Linked DNA regions of Homo sapiens: region 2 is linked to region 1. Evidence: read pairs that join two places in POLR2A ChIA-PET (ENCODE). Cell type or tissue: Caco-2. All regions are shown on one strand. Each heading gives the region's core, and the rest is flanking DNA. Links, peaks and the distances in the headings are about the cores only. Region 1 holds the start of LOC105373882 (a long non-coding RNA gene). Region 2 holds the start of MIR375 (microRNA 375).

What was found. ChIA-PET counts read pairs that join two places held together with the same protein. Peaks named below come from ENCODE experiments on the same cell type or tissue, not always from the same donor. Only the 100,000 strongest peaks of a DNase experiment are listed, where the experiment ranks them.
Region 2: POLR2A ChIA-PET joins it to region 1 with 14 read pairs; 5 of 35 experiments call an interaction of 5 or more read pairs at or near these places.

Annotation. Positions count from the first base shown.
Region 1 is chr2:218,892,333-218,900,648 of GRCh38, reverse strand. WNT10A (Wnt family member 10A) reads right to left here. Exons shown (of 4, transcript NM_025216.3): 4 at 6,721-7,875. The coding sequence ends at 7,378. LOC105373882 (a long non-coding RNA gene) reads left to right here and starts at 3,624. Exons shown (of 3, transcript XR_923916.3): 1 at 3,624-3,908; 2 at 5,731-5,944; 3 at 6,080-6,172. RefSeq lists silencers at 2,907-3,026, 3,317-3,586, 5,048-5,342, 7,536-7,745 and enhancers at 3,847-4,326, 7,316-7,395, 7,826-7,895, 7,926-8,005, 7,507-8,089. In Caco-2, for the core only: CTCF peaks have their summits at 2,242 (motif pointing right) and 7,779; DNase peaks (open chromatin) are centred at 3,518, 3,968, 4,298, 5,178 and 4 weaker places; H3K4me3 peaks cover 3,291 bases.
Region 2 is chr2:218,998,585-219,006,900 of GRCh38, reverse strand. It overlaps CFAP65 (cilia and flagella associated protein 65), which reads left to right. Exons shown (of 35, transcript NM_194302.4): 30 at 392-436; 31 at 678-880; 32 at 1,339-1,467; 33 at 2,446-2,949; 34 at 3,629-3,766; 35 at 3,880-4,055. The coding sequence ends at 3,964. It overlaps MIR375 (microRNA 375), which reads left to right and starts at 5,193; the gene lies at 5,193-5,256. CFAP65-AS1 (CFAP65 antisense RNA 1) reads right to left here and starts at 4,686. Exons shown (of 3, transcript NR_046086.1): 1 at 4,601-4,686. RefSeq lists enhancers at 4,620-4,914, 6,357-7,340. In Caco-2, for the core only: a CTCF peak has its summit at 4,241 (motif pointing right); DNase peaks (open chromatin) are centred at 3,677, 4,285, 4,790 and 6,840; H3K4me3 peaks cover 2,061 bases.

The DNA of each region.
Region 1 (8,316 bases), core at 317-8,316:
ACAGAAGGAGACTGGAAAGACGTGGCAACTAAATGCAATGAATAATCCTAGACTGGATCCTTTGGTTATAAAGGACAGCATTGGGCCAATTGATGAAAGTCCAGTAAGGTCTGGGGGTTATATTGAACTAATGTATCAATGTTCATTTCCTGATTGTGAGCATTGTGTTAGATTATGAAGGAGGATGTCCTCATTTGTAGGAAATATATATTAAAATATTAGGGAGTCACCGGGCTCGGTGGCTCACGCTTGTAATCCCAGCACTTTGGGAGGCCGAAGTGGGTGGATCACGAGGTCAGGAGATCGAGACCATCCTGGCTAACACGGTGAAACCCCGTCTCTACTAAAAACATTAAAAAAAATTAGCTGGGCGTGGTGGCGGGTGCCTGTAGTCCCGGCTACTCAGGAGGTTGAGGCAGGAGAATGGCGTGAACCCGGGAGGTGGAGCTTGCAGTGAGCCGAGATCGCACCACTGCACTCTAGCCTGGGAGACAGAGAGAGACTCCGTCTCAAATAAAATAAAATAAAATAAAAATAATAAAATAAAATAAAATAATATAAAATAAAATAAAATATTAGGGAGTAATGAGGCATCATGGAGGCAACTTACTCATAAGTGGTTCAGGAAAGGGGGAAATTCTTTGTATATCATTGTAACTTTTCTATACCGTTGAAATTATTTCAAAAGAAAAAGACAAGGAAGGAGTGAATGAAATCCCTGAGGCAGTGGAGAATGAGAGGAGGTTGAGGCAGTGCAATATCAACCACTGACACCAAAGGGTTCCATATGTGTAAGGAGAGGGCAGCTAATAATGTGTAATATTGCAAAAAGACAGAAGAGAATTTTTAAAAAGGTATTAAACTATTTACAAATTTTCTACATTATTAATCATGGCAGCATCTTCATACATGTGCAATGCAATGGAAAATAAACCCATTATTCATTCACAGACAATACTGAATGTGCATATGGATTTGGCTTCCGCATGGAAGCAATTAACAACTTCTTGACTTCCCTGGGCCCTGGGATTCAGAGATTGGAAACCTGTTCTCACTACAAACCATTACAGTTTTAAAAAGAAAATCACAATGACATAATTATATTAGCTCTTGTCAGGAGGCCAGGTCCCCCAATTCCTAGTTTTAAACGGGATCTTTTAAAAAATTTAGTGTATTCTGGCCAGGGGCAGTGGCTCAGTCTCTGTAACCCCAACACTTTGGGAATTGGAGGCGGGAGGATAACTTGAGCCCAGGAGTTCAGAGACCAGCTTAAAATACAAAGCGAGACTCCGCCTCTAAAAGAAAAAAAAAGACGGTCGTGGTGGCATGCGCCTGTAGTCCTGTAGTCCCAACTACTCGGGAGGCTGAGGTGGGAGAATCGCTTGAGCTCTGGATGTCGAGGCTGCAGCAAGCCTTGATTGCACCACTGCACTCCAGCCTGGGCGGCAGGGCGAGACCCTGTCCCAAACAAAATTACATAAATTGAGTTAAATAAAATTTAGTGCAATCTAATGATATAATTTGATGCTCACATTTTGGGAGAAAATAATCTGTATATAGAATTATTAATGTGCCCAAGTAACACACGTTCCTTATAGACAAATGGAAAATGCAGATAGAGAACAAATTTTAAGCCACCTATACACCCACCATCCAAAAATAATTTGTTAGCATTTTGATGTCTATTTGAGACTTCTAAAATGCAAATCGCATGTATAATTTTTTGCCGTTAAAGAGGGACCCTGCCTTGTGCTATTTTGTGTCTTGCATCTTCTCCTCCACCCCCCATCCATTTAGAGCAAACACGGTCTCAGGAACTAAATATATTTCAAACGCCTCATTTTTAAGGACGCGGCGAGGAATTCCATTGAGCAAATGGGCGGTGACTTATGTAATCATGTTCCTATTTAAGGACTTTTACGTTGGGCGCGGAGAGATAGTGCCGCAGAACCTGCGGGACGAAGCTGAGACAACTGGAAAAATGGGAGGTTGGTGGACAGCTAGCTAGGTCGCTGAGCTGGGTTTTAAGCACACAGGGACGGAGGAAAGAGGGCCAGCAAGGCCGCGGCCGGCGGAAAGCAATGGGCCCGTGAAGTCGGATTTGGGCGCCGTGCGAGGCAGAGGGCGGGTGGTTCCCAAGTCAAAGGGCAGCGGATGAGTTGAACCCGAGACCCACCCAATTAACTGGGGCTACGCGCCCCAAGGCCCGAAAGCTGATGCGCCGCCGCCTCTCACCAACAGAGGGCGCTGTGTCCTCAGCAGTTCGCGGTGGGCGGCTCCCAGCTGCTGGCCAGATGTAGACAGCTGGACCGCGGGAGGCGCGAAGCCCTACCCGAGCCCCTGCAGACCCGCAGGCGGAGGAGGGATGGGCGAAGAAGGGACGGCAGGGGGCAAGGGTGGTGGCAGAGCACTCCACTGTCGCTGCTCTGCAGACTCCCGGATTGCCTTCCCCTGTAGGGCAGAAGAGGGGCGCCTCCCACCCAGGCGGGACGTTTTCTGATACCCACCAAAGTGCAGTCTGGGCTGCCCGCGGCCCTAGGCTGCCTCAGCATGACCGAGAGGGGTCCACAGGGCGGGGCGCAGGGCCAGGAGAGACCCACGCGGCAGTCTGCAGCCGGAAAGAGAGCTGGACTTTAAGGCCTTGAACTTGTGGAGAATCCAGCCCTTAACTCCAGATGTTCTAACATCCACACATACACACAGACCGTTTCTGAGCTCTTTCTGCTCTGGGTGCGGTGTGCAGTGGAGGAGTGAGAAACTGAGGCACAGCAGGATGGAGTACTGAGCAGACCCCTTCTCCCCATATTGTTTGGGGCGGAGAAGCTGCGCTAGAATCAGAAGCTCCAGTGAAGGACCCCGGGGCCAGGGACAACCCCAGGGACCCTGCCCCCTTGACCTGCCCGCTGTCCCCACCCCTGGCCGCTCCCCAGGCTCCGGTAGGGGTAATCAGCTGCTGCGTGCTGCTGCAATTGGCGGCGCAGACCCGGCCTGGCGGAGGACGGGCGGGCGGCGCAGGGGCGGGCGAGGGGCTTAATTGCAGGGCTTTGGCCAGCAGTCTGGGCTGCAACTCCACTGGGGGGAAGGGAGCGGGCCCCTTAGCTCTTCAGGCCCGGCTTTGGAGGAAGCCAAAGGCCTTTGGGTAGGTAGCCGGGGATCCCTTCCCCGGAAACTGGGGTTTCGTGGGTTGGGGGGAGGTTGAACCCCAGCGAGGGTGAAAGGAGGAGGAGCGGGATGCCTCGGGAGAGCTGCGGGGGTGGTGGGGGCAGATTCCAAACTCCCCACCCAAACCCCAGAAGCCCTGGTTAGTCTAGTCCGAGACTCCTCCCTCATTCTGACCCCCCTCCCCTTTCTGCTGCCTCGGTTACCCCCCTTCTTGTATCCCCAGGGCGCTCCCACCCTGGGGAAGAATGTGCCCTCCTTGCGCACCCTTGCCATGGTAACGGCACACCCCCACCCCCGCGCACCGCAGCGGCCCGGCCTGGCCCCGCGGGCGGCGAGAAAAGGTGGGGGGGCGGGCGCCTCCCAGCCCCGAGGACACACCTCGGCTGCCCTGGTTACCACAGTAACCGGGGGCATTCCAAAGTGCGCAGCCGCGAAGTGGCAAAGGGCTTCCTCACCATCCTATACCTCCCAACCCACCAGCAGGGGTTAGCCGCTCCAGGGAGAGACCTCCTATGCGCCAACCCTAACTTCAAGGACAAGGTCCAGAGAGGAATCATGGGATGTCCCAGCTTCCATACACCGCGAGCCTAGGGAGCAAAAGCATCTGGGGCCCCTGAAAGCCTGGCACCTGAAAAGGGATACCCCAGTCGCCAGCTTGTCCTCCTCCCCAACCGGAGCCCGAGGGAGGCGCTGGCAGCAGGAAGCCGGGGAAGGGCCCGGAGGAGCGCAGGCCCCACAGCCGAGCGGTGATTACAGGGACCTGTCCCTCCCGCCCCCAGCTCTCACTCTCATTAAGTCATTTTTTCCCCTGTTGGAAAGTCCCTGTGCCTTGAGGGCAGGGGCTGGGGCGACCGCAGGCAGCTGCCGGCAACCACATGAGAAGTGGGGGGAGGAGGAGAGAAGGGGGCTGTGACTAGAGCCTGGCCACACTCCAACGTGGAAGGCCCCCTGCCAGGGGCTAGCTGGGGGCACATTAATTTGGGGGAAGTAGGGGGAGCTCCGGGATGACCCTGACCTTGTTTCTCACCGGCCGGGGCACTCCTACAACTCCAAGTCTACCTTTGAGTGCCTCTACCCTGGACCTTGAGTGACTGCAAAGCGGGATGCCTGCGTTCTGATCTCACCCCAGCCTGGCTGCCTCTCCCTGACCCTTAACCCCACCACTGCCTTCTAATCTGTCCACCACCCTCATTCTGTTAGTGCCCTTCCTCCTCCTACTTTTCCCTCCTGCAAGGAGGTAACCTAGCATCCATCAGGTGACAGTTGTTGGTGGCAGGGGAGGTCCTCTCCTTCTCTGAATGATCTCTACCCACCTTCTGTTCTCATTTCCAAGTCTCACCTCTGATCTTTCCCAGGCTGTTGGCAAGTTCTTCCTCCCATCTAAACTGCACCCTCCCACTTTATTCCAGCCCATTTCCCCTATTTCCTGTCAGTTTATTGATCCCTGCCACACCCTTCATCCAGCATGCATAAGCTCAGTGCCATTTGGGCCCCATTTTCCCACCCTCCATCACCTCCACATTTTCCTAATTTAGGTCCCTTATCAAGTCCCATACAACCCCTTTCAACCGTGGGCGTCACCTTTGGTCCCAGAACTCATCAGCTTCTGGGCTTCACAAGTTAGGCTAACACATATCAGATCACCTTGACTTATGTCATTAAAACATGTGTCCTCCCTACAACTCCGGGTCCAGCCCCCTGCCCCACCCAACCACCCACCCCTCTCTCTGCATTCAACACATGCTCTGCAGCATGGCTGCTCCCACCTTCTTATCCCAGTCCTGATCCTCTACCTCTCATCTTCAGTCTCCCCTCCCCCAGCTTGGTCATCCTCCTTAAGCCTTGAAGGCAGAGGAGGGTTAGGCCAAGGCTAATGTTGCAGTGGACACTGCTGGGCATGGCAGCACCCCCTCAACCCTAGGCCTCCATTTCCCCCACCTCTTCTCTCCTCCTCCCTGGGATGGGAGGGAGGAAGCGGGTGGAAAACCCAGCCCCCACAGCTCTCTCCTAGGTGATCAAGAGGAAAGGAATGAGGCAGGTGTGTCTGGCTGCTCCTGCCTACCCCTCCTCCTGGGGGACTCTCACCCGCCCGCCTGTGGGGCTGTCTTTTGGGGGATGGGGAAAGAAACCCTGTCCTCCAGAGAAGCAGCAGAGCTGAGCATTCGGAAGCCCCTCTGCCACAGGCATGCCTGCGAGCTGCTGGCATTTGGAGGGGAAGGAGATGAGGGGCAAGCTCATGGAGGCAAATCTTCCAGCTGGTGGGCCTACTGGGGTGTATCACTAAGAGGCCCCCATTTCCTTCTCACTTCTACTCAGGGGTAGGGAGACATGGATCAGGGGTGGAAAGTATGGAGGATTTGTGCTGGCTGATCACTGGGGAAAGGAACAAGTCTTCATCCTTGCCTGGTTCATCAAGAGGGGTGCTATTCTAGGGTAAATTGAGGCAGCCAGCGGGATCCTCAAGTGTGAGCAGCAAGAGGCCTGGATGCAGTAGGTAAAGTGTTCTTTCCCTGAGATCCTGACCTCACTCCCTTCTCCACCGCCCTCCTCCTTGAGGGTCTGTTCCAGAAAACATCAGATCCGAGAGCGAAGGAGAGTGCAACACTGGACCCAAACTGCTCAACAGTGTCCTCACAGGGACATGAGGGTGGGGAAGGATTGCTGACCTGCTAAGGAGCACCCTGATATGGGGATCTGGGAGCACAAGAGGCCCAGGAAGAATGTGCCCCCTGCACCTTACTTACATACCCTGCCTGGACTCAGAGAGACCAGAATCCAGACAGTGAGTCTCCGGGCCCTCCTCCGCCACCCTTTTCCCAGCCGCGCCTCCTGGCCCCACCTGCTCCCCGGGGCGCTGGGCTGGGCTGAGCTGGGTCTTGCCCAGGATTACTCCTCTGAGTGCCTCCTGTCTCTGCAGACAGTTGCTGCTGGGCACGGCCACTCGTCCTGGCTTGTGGCAGAGGGCTCAGGCACAAGGTGGGCGGTTAGAGCTCTGGCACCAGAGCCCTTCTCGACATCCCCACTGCTTACAACCAGTCCAAGCCCCATCTCTGACTTAGAAGATGGTTGTTATTCCTCACTGGCTTACCAGCTGTCACCTCATCCCCCTTCAGCCAGTTCCCCATCAGCGATCCATGTGAGACTTGGACCAGGACACTCCCCTGCTTAAGGATCTCAAGGTTCCCATTCCTCTTTAATAAAACCCCAACTCCTTACTTTGGCTTAGAGAGACACACGATGTGACCTTTGCCCACCCTCTGAACACCTCTCCTGCTAGTCTGTCCCTTGATTTCTTCACTGCAATCACAATGGCCCCTTTGCTGTTTCTCCAGCAGGCAGAGATCTTTCTCAGCTCACACTTTCTGCCTTCACATGGCCTCTGCCTGGAATGCCCTTACCCATACTCTTTGCATGGCTTATGATGCAGGTCCCAGCATAGGTATCACAACTCACAGAGGCCTTCCCTGAAAAAACAGTGGCTTTGTCTGAGGAGCCCCACTCCCCATAAATCCCCCTACACCCAGCAGCCTGCACACAGCATTGTCTGAAATGACCTTGTTTGTATATTTACTTGTTTATTGCCCATGCCTCCCCCCAGCAAGAATGTAACCTCCAAGAGGACAAGTGTTGTGTCTCGCTTACTCACATCTGTGGCCTCAGTGCCTTGCATTGCCACCCCCACGCACCCCACCGCCCCCAGAGTGCCGCAAAGAGAGTGCAAAATAAATATTTGTTAAATGAATGATGAAGGGAATGGTGGAGGAGGCTGTCTGGGCCCTTTATGGAATTACTTCAGCTCAGTTATGTCTATTTCTTTTTTTTAATCCTCCTCTCTCTGCCCGTCAGCTTCCATTCATTCCCCACCTCCCATCTCCAGGGAAGGGGTGAAAGGATGGAGACAGACTGACGGGTTGCCTGGCTGAGGCTTGTTTTAGGGTGTGGAGCAACCCCCAGCCCAACTGAACTGTCTGGGCTTCGGGGAGGGAGGAAGAACCCAGTCAGTCCTAGAGCCCACAGAAGTGAGTGGTGGGGTTCAGACAGGCCTGGACTGTCCGGCGATCACAGACCTCAGAGCTGAGGGGTTCCTATAAGATCATGTGGTCCAATCTCCTCTTCCCAAGAGCCAAGGCGATGCTGCCTTGCCAAGACCGTAAGCCTCAGAGGGCCAGGCTCCAGGAGGGGACCTCGATCAGGGCCCAGGGGACCCCGGGCCGCTCACTTGCAGACGCTGACCCACTCGGTGATGCGGCACTCTTCGCAGACCACGAAACAGCACCAGTGGAAGCGGCAGTGGCAGCGCTCGCTGCGCGTCTGGCGCAGGATGTTGTGGCCGCGGCCGCAGCACATGCTGCCGCAGCCATCCGAGCCGGCGCTGCTCTTGTTGCACAGGCGGCCCACGGTGCCCGCCGAGTCCAGGCGCGGCTCGCGCTCGCAGAAGTCGGGAGACTTTTCGAAGTAGACCAGGTCGGCGGGGCTGGCCCGTCGGCGCGGCCCGGGAGCGCCCGGAGCCGGCGAGGGTGCCCCCGCTGGGCCCGGCTCCAGCTGGCCGCCGTTGCGGTTGTGCGGCCGGATGAGCGTGGCGCGGTGGAAGCGGCTGCGCAGCAGCGCCCCCACGGTGCGGAACTCGGGCGTCACCTGCCAGCACGTCTTGAGCTGGCAGCTGCCTGACGTGCCGTGGCACTTGCACTTCCGCCGCATGTTCTCCATCACTGCCTGCGGAGGGAGGCACCGTGAGGGGTGACACGGCGCGCAGCCCCACTCCCCTCCCAGCGCTTAGCCTGGCCTGCTTCTGAAACCCACTCCCATTATACAGAGGCAAACGCTGAGGCCGGGAGCGAGGGTCCCACAACCAGGCAGTCAGAAGAACTTCTGTACCTGCTCTTCTGCCTCTGCCTCTGCCTCTCCCACCCACCTCCCACCAGGCCAGGCCCCGGGGGAATTCCCACCTGCCGGCTCCCCTCCTCTCCTGCCCGCCTTTCCAGCAGCTGCAGGGGGCCCTTGGGGCTGGAGGCTCTTGCTTCCTGAAGGGGGATCCCAAATAGGCAGGGAAATTCCCTCTCCTGCCACCCCTGGGGTAGGGGCCAGGAGCAGGAGGGTGCTGGCCCCGCTGTATCTCGCTCCAGGCCGTGTGTGTGTGTGTGTGTGTGTGTGTGT
Region 2 (8,316 bases), core at 215-8,214, 110 kb before region 1:
GGCAGCAAGAGGATCAAAATGGGGGAGTCTCTTTAGCCTCTCACATCTTTTTTTTTTTTTTTTTTTTGAGACAGAGTCTCGCTGTGTCACCCAGGCTGGAGTGCAGTGGCGCCATCTTGGCTCACTGCAACCTCCACCTCCTAGGTTCAAGCGATTCTCCAGCCTCAGCCTCCTGAGCAGCTGAGACTACAGGCACGTGCTACCGCATCTGACTAATTTTTGTATTTTTAGTAGAGACGGGCTTTCGCCATGTTGGCCAGGCAGGTCTCAAACTTCTGATCTCAGGTGATCCGCCCGCCTTGGCCTTCCAAAGTGCTGGGATTACAGGCATGAAGCACCACCCCCGGCCGGGCCTCTTGTATCTTAAGCAAGGATCTCTCTTTTTCCACAGAAGAGAACATGCTGCACAGCCTGTGAACCTGCGAGGAAGTACAAGGTGAGGCGGCGAGCCCCAGGCCCATCTTCTTGGGACAACTTGGGAGGGTCCTTGCTTGCTCCCAGAGAGACCTCCAACCCCTGGACCAGACTCCCAGAAAGGAGGGATGAAAGTGCCAATGAGTGGGGTCACACGCTTATGTGGCCCAAAGAGCCTGTGGGGGAACTAGGTCAAGGGACCCCATTGGTGATGTGAATGTGGTGCCCAAACCCTTGTCATCCATGTCCCTCCCTTCCCAAAGACACTGCCTCCCATCAAGAACCAGCAGTCTGTCAGCCGGCCTGCCAGCTGGAAACTGCAGACCCCAAAGGAGGAGGTGTCCTGGCCCTGCCCCCAGCCACCCTCGCCAGGCATGCTCTGCCTGGGCCTTACTGCCCGAGCCCATGCCACCGACTACTTTCTGGCTAACTTCTTCTCAGAGTTTCCCTGCCACTTTTTGCACCGGTAAGCTCTTGGGAAGGCAGGGGTCACCTTCCTCTTCTCTCTGTCCCCTCTTCCACTCCAGAGCAGGGGCTGCCCAGACCCAACCCATGGTGAGGGGTGGAGCATGGGCAGCAGCAGTGGGGCTCATTGAGCGCCTCTGGGCCCAGGATGCCCCATTACTGCTTAGGCCCTTTTAGGAGGGGGACAAAGCAGCCAGAGCCCCCTGGGGAACACACCTAGGCAGCCCCTACCCCTCTTTGTTCCTTCTTTTTCCAACTGGGAGTCTCTCTAGCTCCCGTGCTAACTCTGAGGGTTTGAGCTTGGTTCTCTGAACCCAGTAGCACTACATTTGGGTTAAGGCTGGGAGTGCCTCAAACTCATCTGTGTCCTCATCACTGGGCAGCTACCACCACTGCTTGTGCCCCCAACCCCAGCATGGTGGCTTGCCCAGGCCACTCAGAATGTCATGGCTGCCACAGGGAGCTGCCAAAGAGGAAGGCCCCCAGGGAAGAGTCAGAGACTTCTGAGGAAAAATCCCCTAACAAGTGGGGCCCTGTTTCCAAGCAGAAGAAGCAGCTCCTGGTTGACATTCTCACCACAATAATCAGGTACCAGCTCACACCCTGGGCCCTCATTGCCACCTTCGCATCCCTCCAGCTCATTCAGCCAGAGCCCCTTACATTCCAGCACTCTTCCTTTCTTGAGAAATAGAACTTGGTGGGGCATGGAGGTTCTTGCCTGTAATTCCAACACTTTGGGAGGCAGCAGTGGGCGGGTGGCTTGAGCCCAGGAGTTTGAGACCAGCGTGGGCAACATAGCAAGACCCCATCTCTACAAAAAATACAAAAATTAGCTGGACATGGTGGTGCATGCCTGCAGTCCCAGTTACTTTGGAGGCTGAGGTGCGAGGATTGCTTGAGACCATTAATTAGCTTAATTAACTGAGAGGTTGAGGCTGCTGTGAGCCATGATCACACCACTGTACTCCAGCCTGGGAGACAGAGCTTTTTTTCAAAAAAAGAAAAGAAAAGAGAAAGAAAGAAAGAGACAAAGACAGAAAGAGAGAAAGAAAGAAAGAGAGAGAAAGAAAGAAAGAAAGAAAGAAAAAAGAGGAGAGAAAGAGAGAGAAAGAAAGAGAGAAATAGAGAGAGAGAGAAAAGAAAAAAAGAAACAGAACTTCTTTGCAAGATCCCACCACGGTCCCCCCCCCCGGCCCCCCCACCCCAGGACAGTGGGGCTCTGATGGAGCTGGCTGGAGGGATTCTCAGGTCTGGATCCTGAGTTCTGCCCCATTCCAGGGCTGGCAGATGAGTCTGGAGCCAGTCCACTATCTCCCCAGGGTTCCTGCCCATCATGTGTGTGAATCTGACCTGCCCTGCCTCCAGCATACCATGTTCGCTTCTAAAAATCCATGAGGCTCAAAGATGTCTTCCTTGAAAGAAGGGACAGGAGGAACAACTGACCAAGGGCTCCCCTCTCCCCACCTAGCAGCCCCTTTCCCACCTAGAACCTAGCTCTGAAGCCAGGGCTCCCCAGGGGCTTCAGGGCCCCTCAGCAAGGGCCTTCTCCTTCTCCCTGCCACCTAGGGGCCTGCTGGAAGACAAGAACTTCCATGAGGCTGTGGACCAAAGCCTGGTGGAGCAGGTGCCGTACTTCCGCCAATTCTGGAATGAGCAGTCAACTAAGTTCATGGACCAGAAAAACAGCCTGTACTTAATGCCAATCCTGCCTGTACCCTCCAGCAGCTGGGAGGATGGGAAGGGCAAGCAGCCGAAGGAAGACAGACCAGAGCACTATCCAGGGTTGGGAAAGAAGGAAGAGGGGGAGGAGGAGAAGGGTGAAGAGGAAGAAGAAGAGTTGGAGGAGGAAGAGGAGGAAGAAGAGGAGACAGAAGAGGAGGAGTTGGGCAAGGAGGAGATAGAGGAGAAGGAGGAGGAGAGGGATGAGAAGGAAGAGAAAGTGAGCTGGGCGGGCATCGGGCCCACACCACAGCCTGAGTCCCAGGAGTCCATGCAATGGCAGTGGCAACAGCAGCTGAATGTCATGGTGAAGGAGGAGCAAGAACAGGACGAGAAGGAGGCCATCAGAAGGTGAGCAGCCAGGCCCCAGTGAGGACGGGAGGGAGGCGAAGTGCAGAAGGTTCCTAGGAGGCAGTGGGATGCCAAGGATGGCTGCTGCCTGTATGCACATCTCATCCTAATTCAGTGCTTAGTGAGGTCATGTTGGTAGCTTAAGGCCTCTGTGGGAGTATCCGCCCGGCACCAACACTGAACTTTATTCTTTTTTCTCTAAGAACTAGTTGTTGACATTTACCAACTTACCAGGAGAATTGTTATAGTCTGCAAAGTCTTGTAAATGGGCTTCTAGAGCCAGAAAAGGACCACCTGTCTTGCAGGTGGGACTTCCCGCCGGGGCTGCCCTACAGATGATTTATGTCATTGTAGGGATTCCCTAGGCCCCACCCAGTCCCTTCTGCGCCCTCTCATCACTTCCCTACCTTTCTCTAAACTTGGCCCTGAGATGCCTACTACATCGCCTGGGTTTGAATCCCACCCCTTAAACCAGCAGCATATTTGGCAACTTGGAATCTTTTAGCCACACTTGGAACGTCCGTAACATTGAAACAAGAATGCCCCATAGTGTAGTGGATGAGGGGAGTCGAATGGGAATCTCCGTAGAGCTCGCGGCACAATGTACCGCACGGACAGGCGAGCGAGGAGGCGCGCGGGCACTGCGGCCGCCCTCATGCTAGCCCCCGCCCCCTCGCAGGCTCCCGGCCTTCGCCAACCTGCAGGAGGCGCTGCTGGAGAACATGATCCAGAACATCCTGGTGGAGGCGAGCCGCGGGGAGGTGGTACTCACCTCGCGGCCACGCGTCATCGCCCTGCCGCCGTTCTGCGTGCCCAGGTAAGGGCGCCGGGACCAGCGGCCGCGCAGACCGCGCGAGAGGGGCCACGGGGGCAGCCAGGCTCTGCCCGAAGCCTCGCCCCCACGCCTACCTGGGACTTTTTGTCTTCCAGGAGTCTGACCCCGGACACGCTGCTGCCGACGCAGCAAGCAGAGGTACTCCACCCGGTGGTGCCACTTCCTACCGACCTTCCGTAAATGCCCGCGCCCAGCCTCTCCGACATGCCGCTAGGGGTCACGCCTGGCCCCCTCTCCACCGCCAGTAAAAGCATCTAGTCTTTTTTCTGTATCTACCTTGACTTTATTTCCCCGACGAGGGGGAACGCGCGCGCGAGCTCTGAGAGGGAAGGATGGCAGGGAGCAGCCCGGGCGGACTGCAGAGGCGCGGCGGGAACTTAGGGCCCGGGAGGATGCACCTCTCCGCCCACACTGCAGCTGGACTGAGACCTGGCCGCTAGCTGCCGGCCGCTGGACCGGGTCTGGCCAGTGGAGGGCGCTCCGGACGGGGCCTGGCTGGCCTTTGCCCCAGCGCACCTTGGTGCACAGTAACTGAGTGCCAGGCCTGGCCAGCGAAGCAGGTGTCCACTGGGCAGGGCGGCCACCCCTCACCTTTCCGCGCCGCGCCTGCTCGGAGGCTTAGCACCCCCAGGGCCAGCCCCTTAGCATTTGCCGAGCTCCGAGTGCCCAAGAGGCTGGGGAGGAAGAACTGAGGCACGCCGCGGAGGGCCAGGAACTAGGCTGGGGCGGGTCGAGGTCACCACTGGATTTCGGGCCACAGACCCTGCTAAGCGACTCCCACTGTGAATCAGTCCTCAGACGAGGATGGATACCCACCTCTCGGTTCCTCCTAACCCCCGCCCGGGAGCTTCTGTCCTCTGCTTCTCGGCTCCTCCCTCCCAGAGGCAGGTGGGTGGAAAAGTGACATCTGGTGTTGTTCCAGAGGCGCCCAGGGTCCCCAGCACCCTCCCCTCCGCCCCCGCCACCAAGGCCTCGGAGAAGCTCCGGTCTCAGAGCCCGGGCGGGGGAGGGGGGAGCGCTCCGCCTCCATGAGTCAATATTTGCCCCGAGCAAACGGGCGCCTGGACAGGTGTGAGTGTGTGTGTCTGGGGGCGGGGACTGAACAGGCAGTATAAGAGCACACGGAGCCCGGGCTCCGGGACAAGCTCCAAGGCGTGGGCTGGGGACGAAGCCAAGCTAGGCTGGGCCGGGCGGAGGGGCCAGGAAAGCCGGGCGGAGGGTGGCTGGGAAAGGAGGGGCGGGCCAGGTGCGCACCTGCGGTGGCCGCCGCGGCCGCCGACGTGTCAGCCGCAGATGCGTTCAGGTGAGGGCGGAGGCTAGCGGGGCGCTGTGCAGCACTGAGCTCGCGGAAGACCAGGACCAGGAGATCACCGAGGGCGACCGCCAGGCCCCGGGCCCTCCGCTCCCGCCCCGCGACGAGCCCCTCGCACAAACCGGACCTGAGCGTTTTGTTCGTTCGGCTCGCGTGAGGCAGGGGCGGCCTCTCAGCACCAGCCCGGGGGCCGGCCTGATCGCCACGCAGGCACCTGCCGCCGCCACCGCCACCGCCATCTCAACCGTACGGGTGGGAGAGGCTGTGCGCCGCTCCAGGGGAGATCCGGCTCCCATCCGGCCCCACCCGCCCTGCCTTGCCCTGCCCGCAGCTTCTGGGCTGCCAGGCTCCATTCTGCGTCGTAATACGGGCTGAGCCGGCTCCAGCGGGTGGCGAAGGGGGCCGTGGCCCAGAACAGAAACCCTTCTGGAGGTGGAAACCCGGATTCTAGTCCGCCTCTGTCCCCGCGACTTCTATGGCCTTGGGCAAGTCATTTCCCGGCCTCTTGGTTTTCCCATTTGCTCAGTGAACGGTTGGTCTGGCCTCCCGCAGGGGCTAGGCCCTCCCCAGCCTCCTGTCCCGGTTCCTGGGCTCCTGGTCATGCTGGGGAAGATGCAGGCCCTCACGGAGTTGGAGCCAAGGCTGAGGTGTGGAAAATCTGGGCGGGGGAAGCTGAGGGCCACCATGGAGCCTCAAATCCACTCCTCGGATCTCTGTGGTGCTGCTGACATCCTGAGATGTCACTCCCTGACACTCCCTTGGTCCCTCTTTCAGTCTAAAAACGTCTGAGACAGTCAGACTGACTGAAAAGGACAAGCCCCCAGGCACAGCGGTTCACCACCTTCCTCAAACCTCAGAATCCCACATCCTCGCTTCCATCAGCTGGGGTGGGGTAGGTAGGTGGCCCTCAGCTCAGGCAGAGGCAGCCCCGGGAGATGGGAACCAGGGTCAGAAGTCCCTCCAAACTGCATGTTCCTAGAGGTGCTGGATTGTCCCCTCCACCACCACCCGCTCTAGTGCCCCTATGTCACCCAACTACCCAGAGGCCCCAAAGGATCTGCTGAGCCCGAGTCCGTGGCACAGAGAGAGAAGGGGGAGGGGCGAGATGGCGTTGGACAGATCCCAGGCAGGTTTAGGGAGAGGGTGGACTACAGCAGGGCTCTTCGTGGAGCAGCCCCAGGGGCAGGGGAAGGTCCTTGGGTCCTGGGCTAGGGTGTGTGCAGCCCTCTCCTGGCCCCCCTGACCAGGCTCTGTCCTGGGCCAGCCCTTTACTCTGCCTGGCACTGAAAGATTTGCCTGTCAGGGGCCTGGCATGGTCCTGGTGCACCTTCCCTGTGTCTTTGAGGGCTTCCCCTTCCCTCCCCAACCATGTCAGGGGCCAGGATTCCACATCCTGGGTTTGCACAACAAAGAGATCTCTGCTTGGAATGACCCCCTCCCAAACACACACACACACACACACACACACACACACACAGCCTTGAGGGGAGGGTGGTGAGAAGGAGGCAGCCACCCAGTGGGCGGGGATCTTTCCTGGTGACTGAGAATTACTGCCCCTTCACCCCAGGGCCTAATTTCCCCAGTCCCCCACCCACTATCCATCCTAAGACTGCAGTTGCTGGCCATTACCAGGGATCTGGCCTCTCATCCAGGTCCCTCCTCCGCTGCTCCGCTGCCACAGGGCGGGGTCTCCCAGTGCCGGGCAGGCCTGCAGGTGCGGGGCTGCATGGGGAGGGGGGCACTCAGCAGCTGCTGTACGAGGCAGGCCCCCTCCCCCTCCTGCTCAAAGCTGGAGCCTGCTTCCTGTCGTCCCTGTCAGCACCCTGGGTGGGGGAGGGACCAGGTAGTGGGGGAAGTGGAAAAGGGATTGAGCGGTTGGAGTGCAGCAGCTGAGAAACAGCAGAAGAGAAATGGAGAAGGATGAGAAAGAGACCAAGAGCATAGGCTGAAGGAAAGAGGGGTGTGAGAACACAGGGGAGATCCCAGGGGCTGCAGAGGCTGCAGACCCTAGACTGTGAGAGCGAGACCAGAGGCAGAGATGACCAGAGAGAAACCAGGGAAGAGGAACAGAGAGAGACACATGGAGACAATTCAAGATAACAAGAGATGTACGCTGAGAGAGATTGGGGATGTGGATTCATGGGGCTAGGGCTCAGGGGACCAGAGGCGGGAGGCATCGTGTGTATGGAGAAAGGGGGAAGCTGCAAAACAGCCCCATCCCACCCCAAACTAGGGTGGGAATTAGCCCCAGCAAAGGATAAAGAGGTGATTTCTAGGTGGCAGACAGGTTTGGAGGTGGGGGGAGGGTGATACCCTTATCTTGGAAGCCCATCTCCTCCCATTAAAGGACAGAATGTGAGGGAGGGGCAAGGCCCAGGCCGTGGCTGGACACCAGGGGCCAGTGAGGGGCACAGATCTGACTCCATCTCTCTGAGTTTCCCTCTTGGCCACAGATGGACAAGCCAACAGCTATGGCAGCTGCCCTGCCCCCACCCACCCCAATTATTCTGGCCTAGCCTTGGAATTTCTGGGCTTAGAGGCCGCCCAGGGTCTGTGTGACAGTGGAGGGACCTGGGAGTGGAGGCACTGGCTGGCAGGGGGGAGGCTCACACCCAGGTGCTAATCCCCATCCGGCCAAGGCAGTACCAGAGCCTCACTGACCTTCTTGGAGATTAGTCCCCATGGAGACCATGGCAACTCGCCCCCTCATTCTGGCTAGGCCAGACGGGTGGGTGGGTGGGGCAGGCATACGCTGGATAGGGAGGGGAAGGAACCTTCCAGAGGCATCACAGGAGTCAAGGCTGGGAGGCCCCTCCAGGACCCACAGCCAGCTTAGTTTATAGGTAAAAAACAGAGGCCTTAAGAGGGGATTGACTGACCAAAATCCCCAAATGGCGCCAGGACAAGCACCAACTCCAGAAGCCAGGTCCTCGGCTCGGTTCCCAAGCATTTTTTCCTAGAGAGCAGAGGCCTGAGCAAGAACAAAGGAAATTGGCACACTCCTCTCTGACCCTCCCAACCTTCCCAAACTGAGGTCATGAACTGAGGAGTGATTCAAATAGGGTGAGGCAGGAAGGCGCTCCGTCCTGAGCACTAGGCTGGCTTCTGCCAGGAACCAGGGTGAGAAGGAGGGTACAGCTCCCAGAGCCATGCTTGCAGCCTGACCACCCACCAACCAGGCGAGCGCCAGGGGTGGTGGGAAGCAGGTGTGTCAGAGCCA